2 separate regions of the Homo sapiens genome follow, and region 2 is linked to region 1. The links are chromatin contacts, found by Hi-C or POLR2A ChIA-PET in ENCODE. All regions are on one chromosome and are shown on one strand. The core of a region is the stretch at or near the end of the contact, and the rest is flanking DNA. Distances in the headings are between cores, read along the strand shown. Region 1 holds the start of ENEMAL (enhancer lncRNA neighbor of NEAT1 and MALAT1). Region 2 overlaps POLA2 (DNA polymerase alpha 2, accessory subunit).

Region 1 (2,808 bases), core at 210-2,709:
AGTATCCGCAGGGCGCGGTGGCTCATGCCTGTAATCCCAGCACTTTGGGAGGCCAAGGCAGGTGGATCACGAGGTCAGGAGATCGAGATCCTGGCCAACATGGTGAAATCCCATCTCTACTAAAAATACAAAAATTAGCTGGGCGTGGTGGCACATGCCTGTACTCCCAGCTACTTGGGAGGCTGCGGCAGGAGAATCGCTTGAACCCAGGAGGCGGAGGTTGCAGTGAGCCGAGATCGCGCCTCTGCACTCCAGCCTGGGCGACAGAGCAAGACTCCGTCTCAAAAAAACAAAAACAACAACAAGAAAAAGAGGTGTGTTATTTAACCTTTTCTTAGAAGCTTCTCTGCTGCCCCCAATCTTTCTCAGCAATCCTAAGCCTTGCTCCAGTTACTGGTTAGAGCTGGGCCAATAGTGGTCTGACCACACGTGGTGGCAGCATTCTGAGCTCTGAGGAGACAACCTGGGCTCTTGTCTTGAGGCCTAAACTGGGCCTGAGAGAGCAGGAACAAATCTGCCCTCTCCCTAAGCTCAGGGAGTCCACAGCGGGACCCTCACACCCAGTCTAAGGAGACCACTGGGCAGAGCTGAGATCTTAAGGACAAGCTGGAGTTCCCTCAGTTTTGGGAAAGGAGTTCTGGGGTGAGCGAGGAACATCAGGAGAAGCTGGAACAGAGAGGGGCAGCCAAGTCCTGAAGGGCCTGCTGTAACCCAAGAGAGAGGCCTGGCTTTATCCAGCAAGGCCAGGGTGCGGTCGGAGCAAAGGTTGTTTTATTAAAAGCTTCCTATGGCTGGAGCCCAGGAGTTCGAGGTTACAGTGAGCTATGATCACACTACTGCACTCCGGCCTGGGCAACAGAGCCAGACCCTGTGTTTAAAAAAAATCCTAAAAAGCCACAAAACTTCCTGAATGCAGACAATGTAGGGGTTCAAGGAGCTAGGGAGTACAGCGGAGACAGTGTTTGAACAGGCCCAGGCCTGGGCAGGTGGCTGCCTTGGATGCCCGAAGGGAAAAACAGAACAAAATCAGGAGGAATTGGAGCCTAAGTGAGGGAGCAGAGGATGAAGGGCGAGAAGGGGGCATGGGGCTGACAAAGCCGGGGTGGCAGCCCGTCCCACCCCACTCAGTGTGGGTTCCCGCGGTCTGTTCGGCGCAGCCACAGGGTCCTCCCACCACCCTCGCGGCCCTTCGCCAGCCCAGATACCGTTTTCCCGACTTTGGAACGGAGACCACAACACCCGCCCCGGAACTACTGAAGGCTCAAGTTAGGTCAACCCGGCAGGAAACCGGTTCCCAAATCCCAAGGCGGACCCAGGCCCGCGGTTCCCTCCCTCAAGGCTGGAACAGCGCGCAGTGGCCACCGCCGCCGGGTCTCCAGCCCCCAGGAGCGCGGCCTCCTCCCGGACTCTCTCCGATGCGGTCCTGCCCTGGGGACACGGCAGGAAGAAGGGACCTGGCTGGGGGACGTGGCCCCGGCGCGGGGGCAGGGGAGGCAGCGCGGGACTCCCAGCGGCCCCTGCGCGGGTGCCCACCCGCCGTCACGTGACACGCCGGGCGCTGAGTCACCGGGAAGCATCTGGCTGGGCGGCCGGGATTGGCCAATCTGCGGGACCGTCTGGAGCGGAAGGGCGGTGGTAGCTGGCCCTGCTTCTCCCTCCCCAGGATCTCTGCACTGGCCTTACGAACTGGGGAGTCCAAGGGGTTCCAGGACGGGAAGGGGAGTTTGAGACCAGCCTGGGCAACCTGGCCAGACCCGGTCTCTATTAAAAATACGCAAAACACACACACCACACACCCCACCCCACACAGCCCACACACCCCACACGGCCAGCAGCCCTTTCTGTCACCGACTCCGTTCCCCTGGCCAGTGAGCTCTCCGTCCCCTTTTCCTCCCTTTTCGCACACGTGCCTTTCCTGCCTGCTCCCACCTGGTGCCTGAGGCGTCTCTGCGCCTCAGCACTGGCTGTTCGGTTTGCACTACGGAGGGCAGTGTAGGTTTGAAAAGGAAAGTTTCATTATATAGAACACTACCAAGGCAGGGCGCGGTGGCTCACGCCTGCAATCCCAGCACTTTGGGAGACCGAGGCGGGTGGATCACTTGGGGACAGTAGTTCAAGACCAGCCTGGCCAACATGGTGAAACCCTGTCTCTACTAAAAATACAAAAATTAGCTGGGAGTGGTGACACTTGCCTGTAGTCCCAGCTACTTGGGAGGCTGAGGCAGGAGAATCGCTTGAACCCAGGAGGCAGAGGTTGCAGTGAGCCGAGATCCGGCCACTGCACTCCAGCCTGGGAGACAGAGTGAGGCAAGACTCCATCTCAAAAAAAATAATAATAATAATTAATAAAAAAATAAAAATAATTAAAAGAAAAAGAAAAAGCACTACAGAAGAGTGCAGAGGGGCGCCTCAGCTAGAGGACTTAGGGATTTTCCTTAGGGGCATTTATGGACCTTAAAGAGGGAGCTTAAGGGTAACTTGGACCACACTAGCCACATAGGTCATGATAAATGATTACATTTGTAGACATTTTGGTGCCTAATGCCAGTCAGCAAGGGTTGTTGCACAATGAGTTTGGACAGGCATGCATTTGCAGAGATGTATAGAAATTCTAATTACTTGGAAATTTTGTTGGACCGGAGCTAGGAACCAAATGGTATAGGGAAGTCTCATTACTTCTGAATTCCTCAGATAAAGAGTTTTGCCTCTGCCTGGGCTGCTCGATGGCCACCAGGTGACCTTTGCTCTCCTCAGGGGCTGCTGTGGGTCCAGAGCTGGAAGGAGAATGGGCCGCATCCTTTCCTCCTT
Region 2 (2,734 bases), core at 127-2,626, 190 kb before region 1:
CCTTCCATGGAAAATATTTCAAAGTACTCTTTCTTTTAGTCTCTCTCAGATTGCATTCAAGAGGGTTAATTCCCACATCTCTTCTCCTCCCTTCGACTAGACTTAGCTCCTTAAGACAAAGACCATGTCTTTTTCATCTTTGCGTCTCCTTCAGCTCCTAGCCCAACAGCTGACTTCTATGGGTCACCTAACAATGTTAAACAAGTGAATAAACACCAAACATCTGCCGTCTAAATCTGTCTCCTTTCCTTTCTTGCAGAATTGTCTACTGACAAGTCCATTTGAAGACATTTTCAAGCAGTGTCTACGAACAATTATTGAAGGCACAAGAAGGTCAGATTTCAAAATACTGGACAGAACCTTAAGCTTCTTAGGTTTCTCCAGAGCTTCCCATTAAGAAACTGAAACTGCTTAAAAGTCGTGGCAGGGCCAGGCTCAGTGGATCACACCTGTAATCCCAGCACTTTGGGAGGCCGAGGCGGGCACATCACCTGAGGTCAGGAGTTTGAGACCAGCCTGGCCAATATGGTAAAACTCTGTCTGTACTAAAAATACAGAATTAGCCAGGCGTGGCGGTGGGCACCTGTAATCCCAGCTACTTGGGAGGCTGAGGCAGGAGAATCACTTGAACCTGGGAGGCAGAGGTTGCAGTGAGCCAAGATCGTGCCGTTGCACTCCAGCCTAGGCAAAAAGAGCGCAACTCCATCTCAAAAAAAAAAAAAAAAAAAAGCTGGGCGTGGTGGCTCACGCACTTTGGGAGGCCAAAGCAGGCGGATCACCTGAGGTCAGGAGTTCAAGACCAGCCTGATCAATATGGTGAAACCCTATCTCTACTAAAATTACAAAATTAGCTGGGCGTGGTGGCACATGCCTGTAATCCCAACTACTGCGGAGGCTGAGGCAGGAGAATCTCTTGAACCCAGGAGGCAGATGTTGCAGTGAGCCGAGACCACACCATTGCACTCCAGCCTGGGCAACAAGAACAAAACTCCTTTTCCAAAAAAAAATCATGGCAGTTCCTATTCTTTCCTTCCTTTTGAACTACCGAGATCAGCTAGAACCCTTGAACTTCAAGTGCAAGTTAAGAGGCATCTCTGTAAAACACAAAGATAAACATACTTGACAAGGCTGCATCGGCTCTCACTCTTTGGTTGCTCTTTCTCTTCTATACTTAGTTCCTTTTCTCACTCCCTTTTGTATAAACTAATATTCCACGGGAATCTTCCCAGGATGGTTTTGAGAAGTGTTTGATGACTTACGCAGTGAAATCCTGTGAGACCCCAAACATCTTGTTGTGTAAGTGATTGTATTGGGTAAGCCCAAGTTCCTCCCAAGTCAGTGCTTCCCCAGGGTGCGTGGGAAGCTGCCAGTGGCTACAGCTGGTGGTGATAGAAACTCTCAGTGAGGGTGGGGCCTTGAATCCTTGCCATAGACCAAACGGAAGGAACTGTGAGAGGTTACAGCAGTGATGAGAGAGCTGTGCAGTTCTCATTTGAGAGGAAAGTCACTGTTCCAGGAAGAGGCTAAAGCCGGAAGTGGAAAGTTATTCAGAAATCTGACATCCTCCATTCCTGTCCCTTTTCCCCAGTGCCAGGGTTTGAAAGAAGTTGGTATAGGTGGTAGATCTCCTCACAAGATCTGCATGCTTGTAGCTGAGCTAATAAAATACAAATATTCCTGAGGCTAAGCATTTAAAAACGAGTCTGTCACAAAGGTGGTTTTTAAAATAAGATGTCTAACCTTCCGCCTTTTAGCCATGAGAACTGATCCCAGAATCAATAAGTTGTAACATTACCTTCTTGTACCAGCAGTGTGGGCCAGGATGGTAGATGTCACAGCTGGAATAAAGAACATCCCCCAACTCACCCCAGAATCAGAGACTTGGGTTGTGCCAGTGACAACCATGTCTGGTTCTGCCCTTTCCTCCCCTGCCTCCCTCAGATGAAGGTGATGCAGGTGCCTTCCCTCTTCCCCAGATTTGCTGTGATCCTGGTCAAGTTCATCAGGCCTGGAGAGTGGTTGGAACTCCTCAGGAGATAGACCCCCAAAACACAGGAGCAGGGCTGTGTTCTTTTGTCAGCCCTTGGGGATAGGCAGGGACTGTGTTGTAGTGCCCTAACACTGGCTGGGTGCTTTCAGTTTGAGGTCGGGTTCTGTTTTTGGTTCCTTACCCCGTGTGGTATTGACAGCAGTGATAGAAATAAAGCACAGATGAGGCATTGTCACACTGGGGATGAGAGCCCAGCACCACCAGGCACTTTCATCTATGGCCAGTGTGTGCCACAGGGCAGGGGGAGCTGCCCCACCCTTCTAGAAACAGTATATAAACAGTTCTTGGGCAGAGAATTTCTTTGTATTCCTGAGAGGTCAGAAATGCAGAGCATTAAGCTGAGTCATCATTAGTAAAAGTCAGAGCCAGGCTAAGCACGGGGCTCACGCCTATAATCCCAGCACTTTAGGAGACTGAGGCGGGCAGATCACTTGAGGTCAGGAATTCAAGACCAACCTGGCCAACACGGCGAAACCCCATCTCTACTAAAAATACAAAAATTAGCCAGATGTGGTGGTGGGTGCTTGTAGTCTCAGCTACTCGGGAGGCTGAGGCAGAATTGCTTGAACCCAGGAGGTAGAGGTTGCAATGAGCCGAGATCGCACCACTGCACTCCAGCCTGGGCGACACAGCAAGACTCCATCTCAGAAAAAGAAAAAGAGCCAGTGAGAAAGCACCTCAGAG

What was found. A loop is a pair of places that touch in the nucleus more often than their neighbours do. ChIA-PET counts read pairs that join two places held with the same protein, here RNA polymerase II (POLR2A). Pooled maps may share reads with other maps.
Region 2: a pooled map shows a loop between it and region 1 (2.6-fold over the local background). The contact joins the enhancer-like site here to the promoter of ENEMAL in region 1. A Hi-C loop is called at or near these places in 2 of 50 pooled maps. POLR2A ChIA-PET finds 5 or more read pairs at or near these places in 3 of 52 experiments (BJ, H1 and activated T-cell).

What each region holds. Positions count from the first base shown.
Region 1 is chr11:65,476,028-65,478,835 of GRCh38, forward strand. It overlaps ENEMAL (enhancer lncRNA neighbor of NEAT1 and MALAT1), which reads right to left and starts at 1,460. Exons shown (of 1, transcript NR_186313.1): 1 at 750-1,460. RefSeq lists enhancers at 1,253-1,848, 1,684-1,773 and a silencer at 1,384-1,513.
Region 2 is chr11:65,289,540-65,292,273 of GRCh38, forward strand. POLA2 (DNA polymerase alpha 2, accessory subunit) reads left to right here. Exons shown (of 18, transcript NM_002689.4): 13 at 260-333. Among named protein-coding and RNA genes, the nearest start is that of CDC42EP2, 24 kb to the right of the region's middle. Within about 2 kb of position 1,377, at least 30 of the 41 ENCODE cell types and tissues checked have a DNase peak (open chromatin) inside an H3K27ac peak, as active enhancers do.